4 separate regions of the Homo sapiens genome follow, and regions 1, 3 and 4 are each linked to region 2. Evidence: chromatin contacts called from ENCODE Hi-C or POLR2A ChIA-PET data. All regions are on one chromosome and are shown on one strand. The core of a region is the stretch at or near the end of the contact, and the rest is flanking DNA. Distances in the headings are between cores, read along the strand shown.

The links. Hi-C counts contacts between places; a loop is a spot of excess contacts on that map. ChIA-PET counts read pairs that join two places held with the same protein, here RNA polymerase II (POLR2A). Pooled maps may share reads with other maps.
Region 1: a pooled map shows a loop between it and region 2 (5-fold over the local background). The contact joins the promoter of RAB5B here to the promoter of MARS1 in region 2. A Hi-C loop is called at or near these places in 4 of 50 pooled maps. POLR2A ChIA-PET finds 5 or more read pairs at or near these places in 2 of 52 experiments (WTC11 and activated T-cell).
Region 3: a pooled map shows a loop between it and region 2 (15-fold over the local background). The contact joins the promoter of PA2G4 here to the promoter of MARS1 in region 2. A Hi-C loop is called at or near these places in 1 of 168 maps with a recorded cell type or tissue (naive thymus-derived CD4-positive, alpha-beta T cell), 4 of 37 single-sample maps with no recorded cell type and 8 of 50 pooled maps. POLR2A ChIA-PET finds 5 or more read pairs at or near these places in 1 of 52 experiments (GM10248).
Region 4: a pooled map shows a loop between it and region 2 (5-fold over the local background). The contact joins the promoter of SPRYD4 here to the promoter of MARS1 in region 2. A Hi-C loop is called at or near these places in 1 of 37 single-sample maps with no recorded cell type and 4 of 50 pooled maps. POLR2A ChIA-PET finds 5 or more read pairs at or near these places in 1 of 52 experiments (CD8-positive, alpha-beta memory T cell).

Annotation. Positions count from the first base shown.
Region 1 is chr12:55,971,909-55,975,621 of GRCh38, forward strand. RAB5B (RAB5B, member RAS oncogene family) reads left to right here and starts at 2,170. Exons shown (of 6, transcript NM_002868.4): 1 at 2,170-2,231. It overlaps CDK2 (cyclin dependent kinase 2), which reads left to right. Exons shown (of 7, transcript NM_001798.5): 7 at 1-881. RefSeq lists an enhancer at 1,914-2,063.
Region 2 is chr12:57,486,475-57,490,569 of GRCh38, forward strand. MARS1 (methionyl-tRNA synthetase 1) reads left to right here and starts at 1,594. Exons shown (of 21, transcript NM_004990.4): 1 at 1,594-1,725; 2 at 2,545-2,635; 3 at 2,793-2,871; 4 at 2,950-3,084; 5 at 3,422-3,497; 6 at 3,733-3,905; 7 at 4,064-4,095. The coding sequence starts at 1,617. It also overlaps a transcript of ARHGAP9 not described here. RefSeq lists enhancers at 571-1,518, 1,332-1,721, 1,519-2,465.
Region 3 is chr12:56,103,274-56,106,874 of GRCh38, forward strand. It overlaps PA2G4 (proliferation-associated 2G4), which reads left to right and starts at 1,286. Exons shown (of 13, transcript NM_006191.3): 1 at 1,286-1,552; 2 at 3,315-3,443. The coding sequence starts at 1,465. It overlaps ERBB3 (erb-b2 receptor tyrosine kinase 3), which reads left to right. Exons shown (of 28, transcript NM_001982.4): 28 at 1-232. It overlaps LOC105369782 (a long non-coding RNA gene), which reads right to left and starts at 1,146. Exons shown (of 2, transcript XR_944995.4): 1 at 1,015-1,146; 2 at 541-645. RefSeq lists enhancers at 981-1,330, 1,341-1,560.
Region 4 is chr12:56,466,839-56,470,960 of GRCh38, forward strand. SPRYD4 (SPRY domain containing 4) reads left to right here and starts at 1,740. Exons shown (of 2, transcript NM_207344.4): 1 at 1,740-1,838; 2 at 2,201-4,122. The coding sequence starts at 1,754. The coding sequence ends at 2,739. It overlaps GLS2 (glutaminase 2), which reads right to left. Exons shown (of 18, transcript NM_013267.4): 18 at 4,114-4,122. RefSeq lists enhancers at 1,408-1,477, 1,488-1,667, 1,988-2,037, 2,458-2,587.

The sequences.
Region 1 (3,713 bases), core at 920-3,419, 1.5 Mb before region 2:
AAAAGCCTTCCTACACGTTAGATTTGCCGTACCAATCTCTGAATGCCCCATAATTATTATTTCCAGTGTTTGGGATGACCAGGATCCCAAGCCTCCTGCTGCCACAATGTTTATAAAGGCCAAATGATAGCGGGGGCTAAGTTGGTGCTTTTGAGAACCAAGTAAAACAAAACCACTGGGAGGAGTCTATTTTAAAGAATTCGGTTGAAAAAATAGATCCAATCAGTTTATACCCTAGTTAGTGTTTTGCCTCACCTAATAGGCTGGGAGACTGAAGACTCAGCCCGGGTGGGGCTGCAGAAAAATGATTGGCCCCAGTCCCCTTGTTTGTCCCTTCTACAGGCATGAGGAATCTGGGAGGCCCTGAGACAGGGATTGTGCTTCATTCCAATCTATTGCTTCACCATGGCCTTATGAGGCAGGTGAGAGATGTTTGAATTTTTCTCTTCCTTTTAGTATTCTTAGTTGTTCAGTTGCCAAGGATCCCTGATCCCATTTTCCTCTGACGTCCACCTCCTACCCCATAGGAGTTAGAAGTTAGGGTTTAGGCATCATTTTGAGAATGCTGACACTTTTTCAGGGCTGTGATTGAGTGAGGGCATGGGTAAAAATATTTCTTTAAAAGAAGGATGAACAATTATATTTATATTTCAGGTTATATCCAATAGTAGAGTTGGCTTTTTTTTTTTTTTTTTGGTCATAGTGGGTGGATTTGTTGCCATGTGCACCTTGGGGTTTTGTAATGACAGTGCTAAAAAAAAAAAGCATTTTTTTTTTATGATTTGTCTCTGTCACCCTTGTCCTTGAGTGCTCTTGCTATTAACGTTATTTGTAATTTAGTTTGTAGCTCATTAAAAAAATGTGCCTAGTTTTATAGTTCATCTCTTTCCTCCTCTTATTTACTGAAAGAATGGTGGGAGACAGAATATGAATGTGTGTATGTGATCATTGATTTCAGACCCCTTTTCCTAATCTCTCTGTGCATGGCTGCCCACCCCACCCCATTTTGGCTAGTGCTGACGGTGAACAAAGTGGTTATTATCATCCCTATTTATGGCTGGGGAAACTGAAGCCTATATACTTCCTACTTCACTTTCTCCACACACCAGCAAACCTCCTTTCCCCCAGCCAACATACCACACACACACCACACCACACACACATCACATACACACACCACACACACATCATATACACACATATACCACACACACCACGTATACATATACCAAATACACACACACCACATACACACCATATATGCACACACACCCCATACATACACACACCCATGCACATACATAGCGGCAGGAAGAGGGCTCCCGGGGAATTTGCCTTTCGACACTGCATTTCCCAGTAAGCCCGCCGTTTTTCCTTTCTGTTTCATATCACAGACAGAAAAGTTTTCCAAAGATTCTTTTATTTACATTTACATACGATTCTGAAAAAGCGTCTCCAAGCTACCACTTCTTGTAGTTGCCATTGTCTCATTCCACCAAAAAACATCTCAGACCGCCCGCGGCCACCCCAAATACGCCTGTCCACTGAAGCCTCACTAAAAGGAGGAAGCGCTGATGTCAGGGTTACTTAAATTCCCAGGCTCCGGATCCCTAGAAGAGGTATTTCCCTTTACGCCCGCGAATTTGTCATAGAAGGCAGGGCACTAGAGCCAGCCCCAGCCAAGTCCAGGGGGAGGGGCGAAGGTCAGTAGCGGCCTTCCTAAGGCTTCCTTCAACCCCTCCTTGCCTGCCAGTCAAGTACCGTATTTTCGCAGTACTGGTTAAAGTTTCACTTTGACCCGCCTCCATCACTCACCTGATTAGATGTTTATGAGTCAAAAGGCGGGGTCATGGGGTGTCGAGATTTTATTGGTGGATACATACGCCTGTCGGCAGTGTACCGCCCCCTGTCTTCAGGAGCTTGCTCTTTAATGGCTCCTTACCTCGTCCATCTTCGAGGTTTCTCCCTCGCTATTGGCTTGTGGCCCCGCCTGTCGCGTCCCTTGCTCGTACTTGTTGGTGACAGCGCCCAAAGAGACTCGCCTTTCTCCAGAGGATTGGTGGATGAGTGCACATATAGCCCACCCTCGAAGGTAGGCGGGTAATCGAGCTATTGGCTGGAGCCCCGCCCCAGGGCGAGGAGGAGAAGGAGGGGCAGGAGGGTTTGGTTGAGCTGCAGCTGTTTGTCTGTTCGACACAGGCTTGGGGCCGACGGGGGAGACGGAGCCCCAGGTACCGAGCTGATGGAGCCCAAAGGGCAGGGGCGGAAGCGCCCGGGAGATGAGAGCAGCCTGGCCTGAGAGCGGAGGCGGGTCTGGTCCTAAGCGAGGGGTTAGAGTGGCCCACCGGAGAGGGGAGAAGGGGGCCGGGCCCCGGCAGGCCTAATGGGGGTCGCTGAGGAGGGGACTGGGCGGCCTGGGACCCCGAAGTTGGTGAGTCGGGAAGGCGGCTGGGCTGTGGCGGCGGCCAGGCCGAGGGCCGGGGGCTGGAGGCCTGGAGCTTGAGTGAGGGCAGGGGCAGGCCTCATTAAGCAGCGCTGAAGAGGGAGGAGCTGGGGAAAGGAACAGGGCAGCGGGTGAGGTAAGCCCATTTGCCGGGAGGTGAGGAGGGTCAGACCTGTCGCCCGAGCCCCGGGGGTGACTGGGGCTGGGTCCCTGCAGAGAGGTTCATTGGAAGGGCCTGAGAAGGGTTCTTAGTTGGGTAAGAAGCGTTCTTTTCAGGGAAAGTGCCTATTGTAAAAAGAACTGAGGGTGCTATGGTGTTGAGCTGAGAGAGATTTGGGTTCAGTGAGGGAGAACTGGGGAAAATGAAGAAGGCTGTATTAATCTAGAAGACTAAGGTAGTTGAAGTAATGGAAGCAGGGCCTGGTATCAGTTATGGGAACTTCTGGGAATGCTGAAGGGTGGGCTGGGGGCTCTGGGTCTTGGGAGTACACACTCTTTTGTTCCCTTTAGTGTTTAGATGTGGTAATTTGAAGCTTTTTAAAACTCCCAGGGTAGGGATGAAGATCAAAGTAATTTTTTTTTTTCCATGACTGTTGGCTGCTCCAAACTCAGCCCCTACACTTTCTGTTGGCCTCATAGCTGGTCTATACTGCAGTCTGTTTCTTAACTTACTGTTTCATGTCCTATGAAAGAGCTAAGAAGTTGGATTGGGGGCATGTTTTGTCCACTTCTTTCCCACTTAATAATGTGGTCTATAGCAAATACCATGTCTCCTAGAACTGAGAATCTATTTCATATCTATTTCATTATCTACATGGGAAAGGGGCTTAGAGATCCTCAGCCATCAGGAGATCTTCTGATCATAGTTGGTGAAACTTTTGTGGGACTTAGACTTGACTTGGGTATTTCCCAGGCAGGTAATGGAGTTAACAGGTCCGAAACTATGCGGTGATATCACTGAGGAAGAGATTTGGGGAAGAGTGAGAAATTCCATTTCAAAAGCTTGGCATCACCCCTTGTTCTTTGTCTACTTCAAAAGCCCAGATTTCTGTGCTGTTAGAAAGTTGGGTCAAACTATGAAGTATCTGGGGAAGATGGTGAGTAGAGAAAAAGATACAGAGGTGCAGTAGCCCACGCCTGTAATCCCAGCACTTTGGGAGGCTGAGACAGGAGGATCACTTGAGCCCGGGAGTTCGAGGGTGCAGTGAGCCATGATCTTCCCACTGCACTCCAGCCTGGGCAACAGAATGAGACCCTGTCTCCAAAAAAA
Region 2 (4,095 bases), core at 344-2,843:
GGCCAGGCTGGTCCCAAACTCCTGACCTCAAGTCATCTGCTCGCCTCGGCCTCCCAACGTGCTGGGGTTACAGGCGTGAGCCACCGCGCCCGGCCTTACTTCTCAATTTCATCTTTTCCCTAGAGATGTTTGGCCGGGCGCGGCTGCACGCCTGTAATCCCAGCACTTTGGGAGGCTGAGGCGGGCGGATCACGAGGTCGGGGGATCGAGACCATCCTGGCTAACACGGTGAAACCCCGTCTCTACTAAAAATACAAAAAATTAGCCGAGCGTGGTGGCGGGCACCTGTAGTTCCAGCTACTCGGGAGGCTGAGGCAGGAGAATGGCGTGAACCCCGGGGGACGGAGGTTGCAGTGAGCCGAGATCGCGCCACTGCAGTCCAGACTGGGGGGCAGAGCAAGACTCCGTCTCAAAGAAAAAAAAAAAAAAGAGATGCTCTTCTACCCCTTTGATGAGACGTCGAGCTGTATATGAACTCAGACTGGTATTAATATTTTACTTGTCTACATTCTTTTTTTTCGAGACGGAGTTTCCTCTTGTTGCCCAGGCTGGAGTGCAATGGCGCGGTCTCGGCTCACTGCAACCTCCGCTTCCCGGGTTCAGGCGATTTTTTTTGCCTCAGTCTCCCGGGTAGCTGGGATTACAGGCGCCTGCCACCATGCCCAGCTAATTTTGTATTTTTAGTAGAGACGGGGTTTCAGCATGTTGGCCAGGCTGGTCTCGAACTGCTGACCTCAGGTGATCCGCCCGCCTCGACTCCCCAAAGTGCTGGATTACATGCATAAGCCACCGCGCCCGGCCTATGTACATTTTTGTTGTTGTTGTTGATAGGATGGATATGTACACTAACTTCCACTTTGTCACTAATTCCGCACATGGTAACTCCGAACTCTAAAACTCTGACCGTTAAGAGCTTGCATCGAGAGCCACTGCGAGTAGCTGCTGTTATGACATGGCCATTTCATTCTCCACAACAAGAGAAGCAGCCGCGGCTTCAGTCACCGCCCTCCAGCAGCGTAAGAGGATAAAAGTGCGACTTGCCCTAAAACCTAAACGTCTCTTCTGGATCTCCAGAAAAAAAGTGCTGCTCTAGGCCGGGCGCAGTGGCTCACGCCTGTAATCCTAGCACTTTGGCAGGCCGAGGCGGGCGGATCATCTGAGGTGAGGACTTCGAGACCAGCCTAGCCAAAATGGTCAAAGCCCGCCTCTACTAAAAATACAAAAATTAGCCGAGCGTGGTGGCACGTGCCTGTAGTCCCAGCTGCATGGGAGGCTGAGGCCGGAGAATCACTTGAACCCTGGAGGCAGAGGTTGCAGCGAGCCAAGACCGTGCCACTGCACTTCAGCCCAGGTGACAGAGGGAGACGCCCTCTCACAAAAAAAAAAAAAAAAAAAAAAAAGTGCAGTCTAGCCCGCATCTGCGGCCTCTTCATCTCGATGATAGTCTTTTCCTGTGTCTTAGCGTTGCATGATGGGAGAAATAGTCTACTTTCCGGTAGCGGTGCCAGGGCAGTGGCCTAATACGGAACTCCATTTCCCGGCGTGCCTCGCGGAGGCCGCTGAACTCAGAAGCGGGAGGCCGGTTCCGGTTGCATCAGCGAGGGATTCACGGCGAAATGAGACTGTTCGTGAGTGATGGCGTCCCGGGTTGCTTGCCGGTGCTGGCCGCCGCCGGGAGAGCCCGGGGCAGAGCAGAGGTGCTCATCAGCACTGTAGGCCCGGAAGGTACTCGTGCTGGTGCTGGTGGGCGGTGGATGGGGGGGCGGGACCGAAACACGCCAGATTCTCTGCAGCTGTCTTTGCCAAACCCCTAGCCCTCGCCACACACCCCAATCGACCACTTCTCCTATTATCCTTGATCACTCCACGCCTTCTTCCCTCCCAGTCACATCTTTCACTTCCTTTAATTACCCTCAATATAATACCCTTCCCTTATCTCTCTCCTCCCCTCTTCCGTCTTCCCGGTCCCCGCCTCACCCCAGTAAACTGCTCTTCCCTTCCCAACCTTCTCCTACACCTATCAGGCATCCCCCTCTGCTCTTTAGTTACTAGCATGACAGCCCCCAGGCACCCTTTTGTGTTCTTAGGAAATCCCTCTCTCCCCTCCTAACACACACACACGTTCCTTTCTGTTTACCTCTTCTCATTCTCAGCCGATTGTTTGGGTGACTCTTAGGAGGTTCTCTTGTAAGTCTTCTCAGTTCTTTTAATTTTGTTCTCCCACTGTGACCTTCAGATAATTATGAAGATATCCCAGTTACTTTCAGTCGTTAAGTTCTTGGCTGCAGCACTATCCCAATACCACCACCTCCTCTGCAGTCCCCATCTGTTGCTTCCAGCTGGCAGTTTCAGCTGAACACCTGCTGGCCTCTCCAGCCCATTCCGGACCACCCCCTTTCAGTGGTCCTATCCTGGAACTTCTGGGTTGAGACTGCCCATCTTTCTTTTTTTACTCACTGAACAATGCAAGGTTATCCTAAGTTGACAAAGTATTTCTTTTCTTTTCCTTTTTTTTTTTTAACCCATTTTCCATTCTTGCATCAGATTGTGTGGTCCCGTTCCTGACCCGGCCTAAGGTCCCTGTCTTGCAGCTGGATAGCGGCAACTACCTCTTCTCCACTAGTGCAATCTGCCGGTCAGTATTGGTCCTTGGTGTAGGGAGGTGGCTGAATCAAATCAGGCCTCACTGTCATTTGTGTGGCTTTATTTGCAGCCATTGTTTCCCTGTGTGATGAGAAATGGGCTAAATGGGCCCCTCTAAGTCCATCATCTGTTGCTCTCTCTCTGGGCAGATATTTTTTTTTGTTATCTGGCTGGGAGCAAGATGACCTCACTAACCAGTGGCTGGAATGGGAAGCGACAGAGCTGCAGGTAGGACTAAGGTATGGGGGATGTCAGGCAGGCCCTTGTTCTGCGTGGCCATCCTGACTCATGTCCCCTGCATTTTAGCCAGCTTTGTCTGCTGCCCTGTACTATTTAGTGGTCCAAGGCAAGAAGGGGGAAGATGTTCTTGGTTCAGTGCGGAGAGCCCTGACTCACATTGACCACAGCTTGAGTCGTCAGAACTGTCCTTTCCTGGCTGGGGTGAGTTGGGTCTTGAGATGAGGACTGGGGAAGGCTTATGGTGTAAGGATTAAGAGGGAAGACTGTATTCAGAGTGTTCGAACCCAACACTGCCACTTACTAGTAGTGTAATCTTGGCAAATCACTTAATCTCTCTAATCCTCAATTTTTTTCAGTTGTGAAATGGGATAATATTAGTACCTATCTCAGTGAGTTATTGTGAGGATTAAGTGAGATCATATAAAGTGCTTAATACAGTGCTTGACATATAAAGTGCTCAGTAAATGTTAGATATTACCATTGGGAAGAAACTGAGTGTCTCATTTGTGTACATTTTCCTTTTCTATCCCCAACAAAGGAGACAGAATCTCTAGCCGACATTGTTTTGTGGGGAGCCCTATACCCATTACTGCAAGATCCCGCCTACCTCCCTGGTGAGAACTGTGCATATCACTCCAACCCTAGGAGCTTGGTGTAGGGGTTACAGAATGGGCAGTAGAATACTGAGAACTCCCTTCAAGGTACAGCTTGACTGGGCAACTATAGCAGAAGATGGTTGAGGGAACTGGGGAAAGCAACTGGAGAAACCTCACAAAGAAGGGGAAAGATGCCCGCTCCTGCCTACCAGGTCCTTATGTTTGCTGATTTTCTTTTCTTCCATACCCACAGAGGAGCTGAGTGCCCTGCACAGCTGGTTCCAGACACTGAGTACCCAGGAACCATGTCAGCGAGCTGCAGAGACTGTACTGAAACAGCAAGGTGTCCTGGCTCTCCGGCCTTACCTCCAAAAGCAGCCCCAGCCCAGCCCCGCTGAGGGAAGGGCTGTCACCAATGAGCCTGAGGTTTGGAATAGGGCAGAGCCTTGGGGCCTGAGGTGGGAGGTGGCTAGGAGATGGACTTTGAGCATGGCCACTAACTTTTTCAGGTAGTGGCAAGGAGAAAGTTTCTTTACCCTGTGGGCCCTCCTCACCTGGTAAGGGATTCTCTCCACTCTTTATAGGAGGAGGAGCTGGCTACCCTATCTGAGGAGGA
Region 3 (3,601 bases), core at 36-2,535, 1.4 Mb before region 2:
TCTTCACTCCTTATCCGAGGGCAAATTCACAAGGATCCCCAAGATCCACTTTTAGAAGCCATTCTCATCCAGCAGTGAGAAGCTTCCAGGTAGGACAGAAAAAAGATCCAGCTTCAGCTGCACACCTCTGTCCCCTTGGATGGGGAACTAAGGGAAAACGTCTGTTGTATCACTGAAGTTTTTTGTTTTGTTTTTATACGTGTCTGAATAAAAATGCCAAAGTTTTTTTTCAGCTTCCTGTCTGTCAAATGAAGACATTTCGTATGTTAGATAAGAGATCTGCTCCTCAGCAGTGGATACTCACCTTTCTGTGTTCTGACAGTGCTACTCTGTCCCATGCAGCTTTCTCTAGTCCTACTATTACTTCTATTTCTTTAGAACAACCATAGCGCATAGTCCTTTTCATTAAGGGTTTTAGTAGGAATCTACAAGGCAACCAATTGGGAATAACAAAAAGAACCTACGTGCTTTAGGACTTATAAAAAGCCCTATAAGCCCTCCTTCAGAGGCCAAACACTGAAACCTCCAGATGCTTCTGAATTCATTATCTTAGAAAAGTCATCAAATCTTTTTATTTTTTCACGGTAAGAACTCTCAACAAACATGTCTTTCTGAACACTTCCCTTAGGTGCTCCATCCAGGTGCCTGTTATTGGAACAATAAAGTCATGTTACTTCATTAGGAGTCCGGCCTCTAGATTGCGAGGCCTTTAAATGGATGATCCCTCCGGTGTCTGGCTGCCCAGTTAGCCCCCGTTACCAGCACCCTTGGTCTTCTTCCACCTGTCTGCCCCTCCCTGTTCTCCCAGCTTCGGAGGACGACTGGACCGGCTGGGCGGGTTTCGCCAGCCGACCCAGGGATCCGAAGAAGGGCGCACCCAGCCTCCCCGACCTAGGTGTAGACACTGCCCACCCGCTGCGGCTCCACTCTACTCCACCCCTGCCCGCTCGACTTTAAACCTATTTCCCCGCCGTAGCTCCGCCCCTCTCCCCTCAGCCCGCCCCTCTCTGTTACTGGCTCTCGCTCAGCGTTCTCGGTGGAAGTGGTTTTTCCGGGAGAGACCACGCTTCCCCTCAAGCTCCCCAACGGCTCCGCCTTCCCGCCGGAGCCTGACCCTTCCCAGAGTGCCCGGCGATTCCGGCGTGCGAGGCCCTTGGAGGGCAAGGCCCCAGGGCCTGGCTTAGGAGCGCGAGAGGCAGGCTGGGAATTGTAGTTCGAAGGCCCTCGAGAGCGGCTAGAGTCTGGCGGCCGAGAGGACTAGTTGTCCCAGCGTGCCCTGCGCCTCAGCCCGCGCGCTCGCAGCTTCTCGCTCTCGCCTGCCTGCCCGCTCCCTTGCTTGCTCGCGCTTTCGCTCGCCCTCTCCTCGAGGATCGAGGGGACTCTGACCACAGCCTGTGGCTGGGAAGGGAGACAGAGGCGGCGGCGGCTCAGGGGAAACGAGGCTGCAGTGGTGGTAGTAGGAAGATGTCGGGCGAGGACGAGCAACAGGAGCAAACTATCGCTGAGGACCTGGTCGTGACCAAGTATAAGATGGGGGGCGACATCGCCAACAGTGAGTGCGGCCTCGGGGGTCGGGGAATCAAGGCTGATAGGGAAAGGTAACAGGCTGGCCCGGAAGGGGCTGGAGCGGAGGGGTCATGCGGACTGAGCTACTGAGGGGCCCGCACCGGTCCGCTGGGCACGGCGTGGTGGGAAGACCCGGTGTCGCGCCTGGGACCTGAGCGGGCAGGCCCAGGCTGAAGTCTATGGAGGTGCGGGTCGGCGACCAGGATGAGCGCAGAGAGGGGACCCTGGCAGGCTCCGACCCGAGGCCGTTTGTTAGGAGGCAAGACGTGTTTTCTCTTGTTCCTATCCTTCATTCCCGATTATTGCTTCCTCTGATTCTGGCAGCGGCGAGGCCACCTCGAAAAGGAAGCGCCCAGCTATTGGCGACAGAAGTGCCCCTCTGTTTTTGTAGCGTCTCCGGGGCGTCAGGAGCCAAGCCGGCACGTGTTGCTGGGTCCCATTGCGGATGGCTGGCCCCCTTCTTACTCCGCTAGTGTCCCTGACACCAGCTTCCCCACCACCAGCTTCCCCACCACGTGCTTTGCTGGAGCCTTTCCTTCTTTACTTCAGCTCTTACCCTGGTGGGGGCCCCCTTCTACCTTGGGCCAGCTAAGGAGACCGTTGGAGAGCACTCCTGGAGCTTCTAATGCAAGTCTTGGAGATATATATGGCTTTTCTTGAAGTTACTCATTACTACCACCTTTCCAATCTGTGCAGATAGTCTTAGTTAGCATTCACATTTGTTGTTCTCAGTGACTTGACAACTCAAATGTTTTGGGGTCTCCGTCTTATCCCAACTAGGCAAGCTTGTGAACATTACTGGAAAAGGGAGGACTGATTTTAGGATTTTCACAAGTCATCCTTACTCCAGGTGTGCTCTGACGATCTCAGCAGTTGCCTGTCACTCTAGGCAGATGCCACTTTCTCTTTTCTCTCTTTCCAGTTAGCCTTTCCATTTTATTCCAGTTAGGGAGATACAAACTGCTTGTCATTGTGCTTTTAAATGGTTTTAACAGCAAAGATGGTGGGGAACAGGTATTTAGGATGCCTCCCGTCCTGTGGGTGAAAATCTGAGTTTTACCAGCTTTCAAAGAATCACCAAAACTGAGATACCAAAAGTCAAACCTGTGCTTTATATCACAGTGGACATTTAGTATCGTACCCTGGTTTTTGGTGCCTTTTAGTATTTGAGATACTAGTGGTTTGAATCAGAAAATCTCTTACAGTTTATAACTTTGGCCTCATATTTCTTTTAGATAAGCCATGATCCCCCGAAATGAAACCCAGGGACCTTAGATTAAGTTTCCTTGGCTTATGCACTTGTTTATGAGGAAATAAGTCTATATAGATTGAGATTCCTAACACCTAATTAGAGTGTCTGAGAAAGGAATGCGGTAACATTTAACAGTGCATCGGCTTCGAGTCAGCAATTCTGTCTACCTTCTTGTCCCTGATGCCTATAAATTTCATCTAGTCTTTGCGTGTATGTGGGGATACCATGGCAAGAACCCTCTGAAGTTCATAACTCTGTCCTGTCACACCAAAGGTAGCATCTTTGGAAAGTCTGAGGCCTTGCCTAGGGAGATGGATTGTATATACCCAGTTGTCACATAATGTAAGGAAGAGAAGGGAATGTTGACCTTTCAGCCTCAGGGCAATGGCACCAGGGAGTATTATGGAAACTCTTAAATTCAACTTCCAGGTATTCCTTGGGTGGTAACTAGACAATGAATACATACAAGGCTGACATGATGGGATTCTGTCCTCAGGGGTACTTCGGTCCTTGGTGGAAGCATCTAGCTCAGGTGTGTCGGTACTGAGCCTGTGTGAGAAAGGTGATGCCATGATTATGGAAGAAACAGGGAAAATCTTCAAGAAAGAAAAGGAAATGAAGAAAGGTAAAAAAAAAAAATCCCTCACTAATTTTCCGTTTGACCCTTATTTGGTCCTATATGTTTTTATTTTTTTCACTGTAATGACGCAGTCCCCACCCCAGCTCTGGCTGAGGTATTTGGAAATTTGGAATGGCAAGTGGGATACAAGCAGTTTCCTACCT
Region 4 (4,122 bases), core at 490-2,989, 1.0 Mb before region 2:
GAGGTCAGGAGTTTGAGACCAGCCTGACCAATATGGTGAAACCCGTCTCTACTAAAAATACAAAAATTAGCCGGACGTAGTGGCATGCGCCTGTAGTCCCAGCTACTCAGGAGGCTGAGACAAGAGAATTGCTTGAACCCGGGAGGCGGAGGTTACAGTGAGCCAAGGTTGCGCCACTGCACTCCAGCCTGGGCAACAGAGTGAGACTCAGTCTCAAAAAAAAATTAGCCAGGTGTGGTTGGTGGGCATCTGTAATTCCAGCTACTCAGGAGGCTGAGACAGGAAAATTGCTTGAACTCCAGAGGCAGAGGCTGCAGTTAGCCAAGATCAAACCACTGCACTCCAGCCTGGGTGATAGAGTGACACTCCGTCTCAGAATATACATTTTAAAAATATATATCTAAAATCCTTTTTTGAGGGGTAGGAGGATGGAGGTGGGATGTATGTTGCTATTGCACTGGCCAGCAGAACCTTGAGAAGTGGACTGATTAAAAAAATGTAGGCCTGGCATAGTGGCTAACACCTGTAATCACAGCACTTTGGGAGGCAAAGGTGGGAGGATGGCTTGAGCCCGAGAATTCGAGAACAACTTGGTCAACAAAGCGAAACCCCCGTTTCTACAAAAAAGTTAACGGGGCATGGTGCGTGCACATGTGGTCCCAGCTACATGGGAGGCTGAAGCAGGAAGATCGCTTGTGCCTCGGAGATGAAGGTTGCAGTGAGCTGTGTTTGCGCCACTGTGCTGCATGCAGCCTGGGTGACAGAATGAGACCCTGTCTCAAAAAATAAAATAAAATGGAATGCAGATCGAAATGTTCAATATAGGCTGTCCATAATCTCCTACCTCATACCCTGAACCAAAATATTGCTACTCTTGGTTAAGTTCAGAAAACTGAATGCTGAGTTAAACCATCCGTTCCTAGCCTTGAACATACAAAACCAACATTAACAGTATTTATGTATTTACTATTAATTATAAACAACTGTGAATTACCCAATGGTTGCTATTTGCCAATATATATCTAGATTAATTATTATTATTTTTTGAGATGGAGTCTTGCTCTGTCACCAGGCTGGAGTGCAGTGGCAGAATCTCGGCTCACTGCAACCTCCCACTCCCTGGTTCAAGCGATTCTCCTGCCTCAGCCTCCCGGGTAGCTGGGATTACAGGCGCGCGCCACCACGCCCGGCTAATTTTTGTACTTTTGGTAGAGGCGGGGTTTCACCATATTGGCCAGGATGGTCTTGATCTCCTGACCTCGTGATCCGCCTGCCTCGGCCTCCCAAAGTGCTGAGATTGCAGGCGTGAGCCACCGCGCCCGGCCTAGATTATTCTCACTTAATTATTACTAAGGTCTGTATATAATTTCTATTTTATAAATTAGAACACTAAGGCTCAGAAAAGTGGAGTGAGTTGCCCAAACTCACACAGTGAAGCCGGGATCAAAGCTAATTACAGTACTGTCTAATTTTAAAATCTATACTTCTAAGCATCTGGCTACACTATATCTCTAAAAGTTTTACGTAGTTCAAATGTGAGCAGCGTTCGTCTACGCAGAAAAACTGAATAAGCAGCATTAACCGCGGGCAGAAACAGAACAGAAACCACTACCTTGGCGGCCGCCCGCCCCCGGGCGTCGCCTACGTCATAACACTGCGCGGCCGCCCCTCGCGCACCACGTGCTAGGGGAGCGGGCGGGCAGATGGCTGTGTCTGTAAGCGGGAGGCGTGCCCGGTTCATCCAAGGCGCAAGATGGCGCTGCTTTTTGCACGTTCTTTGCGCTTGTGCCGCTGGGGAGCCAAACGATTGGGAGTTGCCTCCACAGAGGCCCAGAGAGGTAGGATTATCTCTTTTTACTCTTTTACCTCCAGAATGGCTGCCGTCTATTATTCCCAGACCCCACTCCGAGAAGCAACTCCAACCCTCTCGGGTCTTTTCCTTCCCCACCTGCCTTGGTCTTAAGATTCCAAACCTGTGATACCATTTGGTTTCTTTAAATTCCGGGACTTACTCAATCCGAGTTTTTCAGCTCCGTGAGCTATCCGTAGTAAAGCGACCTCGCGACTCTCTTGCCCGCTTGGCATTCTGACTCTTCCCTAGTTGCTCGTGTATCATGGCTGCCTGCCTCATATCTGAATATATCACCAGCCCTAGGGTTCTAGCCCCTGTTATTATCCCGTCTTTTTGCTCTGCCCGCAGGCGTCAGTTTCAAACTGGAAGAAAAAACCGCCCACAGCAGCCTGGCACTCTTCAGAGATGATACGGGTGTCAAATATGGCTTGGTGGGATTGGAGCCCACCAAGGTGGCCTTGAATGTGGAGCGCTTCCGGGAGTGGGCAGTGGTGCTGGCAGACACAGCGGTCACCAGTGGCAGACACTACTGGGAAGTGACAGTGAAGCGCTCCCAGCAGTTCCGGATAGGAGTGGCAGATGTGGACATGTCCCGGGATAGCTGCATTGGTGTTGATGATCGTTCCTGGGTGTTCACCTATGCCCAGCGCAAGTGGTACACCATGTTGGCCAACGAGAAAGCCCCAGTTGAGGGTATTGGGCAGCCAGAGAAGGTGGGGCTGTTGCTGGAGTATGAGGCCCAGAAGCTGAGCCTGGTGGATGTGAGCCAGGTCTCTGTGGTTCACACGCTACAGACAGATTTCCGGGGTCCAGTGGTGCCTGCCTTTGCTCTCTGGGATGGGGAGCTGCTGACCCATTCAGGGCTTGAGGTGCCCGAGGGCCTCTAGTATGTCCATTACTGGAGTCCCTAATCACGCCTTTGGCCAGCCTCCTTTTGAAAGTGTCCGAAGCCTTTTTACTTTGCCTCAAGCAACCTCTAGCTCCCACAATTCAGTGTTGGGTCCTCTGTGCAATATCATGATCATCTTCCTCATCCCCTACCTTGTGAAAGCTAGGCATACAGCCAAACCCTCCTTTTCCCCACCCACCAACTACTGCCAATTTCCTAGGCTACCATGGGTGTATCTTCCTTGACCTGCTTCCTTCAGTCCCTCTGCCTCCCTTTGCCCAGGCCTTTCTCAGACTGTATTCCATCCTGGGGTCTTATCATTCAGCTTTGTTTGAATTTATTAATCACCATGATACCTCTCCCTCCCTTTGTCCACATGTAACTTGTTCTTGGGGCTCTACCAGATGGCTGAAGAGTAAATCCTTTCTACCTCTGGCTGAAGGAGTGGTGCAGTCAATGACTTGGCCCTTTTTCTACAGCACATTTAGAGTTTGGGCTCTGGCTCCCTCAGTAAGTGCTTTATTAACTCAGTGTGTCAAAATGAAAACAGAGCCCTCCTTCCCCAGTAGCTCAGTGCCACAGACCTTCAGCCCCACACAGCTGTAGCTATCCTTACCCTGAGTCCATCTACCTTAAATCTGTACCTCTGACACCCAGCCAGTCTGTCATAATCATTATCCCAGTTATAACCTTGACCAAAGGGGAAGAGAGACACTTGGGGGATATCTAGGGGATGAGTGCTAGAAACTATTTATTTATTTTTGAGACAGAGTCTCACTCTGTCACCCAGGCTGGAGTGCAGTGGCATGATCTTGGCTCACTGCAAACTCTGCCTTTTGGGTTCAAGCGACTCTCGTGCCTCAGCCTCCTGAGTAGCTAGGATTACAGGTGTGTGCCACCATGCCCGTCTCATTTTTATATTTTTAGTAGAGATGGGGTTTTGCCATATTGGCCAGGCTGGTCTCGAACTCCTGGCCTCATGTGATCAGCCCACCTTGGCCTCCCAAAGTGCTGGGATTTCAGGCGTGAGCCACCACACCCGGCCAAAACTGTTTATTCTTGAGAAGTTCCATCTTCATTTCTGCCACAGTTGGAACTTCCCGAGGAAGGAAGGAGGCCTGAGGTTTTGCACAATCTGTTTCAGAGCCTGTTTAGACTCAAACCTATGCTTCCCTTGGCAGCAGAATACACTTAACCTAAAGCAGTATTTGGAGTTGAGAAAAACCTGGTGGGGTAAGTGAATATGTACTGTTTGGTAGGGTAGGTAGAGAAGCTGTGCTTTGACCCTGTGATTCCATCTTTTTCTACCTTCTATGATGGTGATGAAGCTAGATACCCCTAGGGAAGAAAGAAGGACTGGGTTTAGCAAAAATGATTTGGT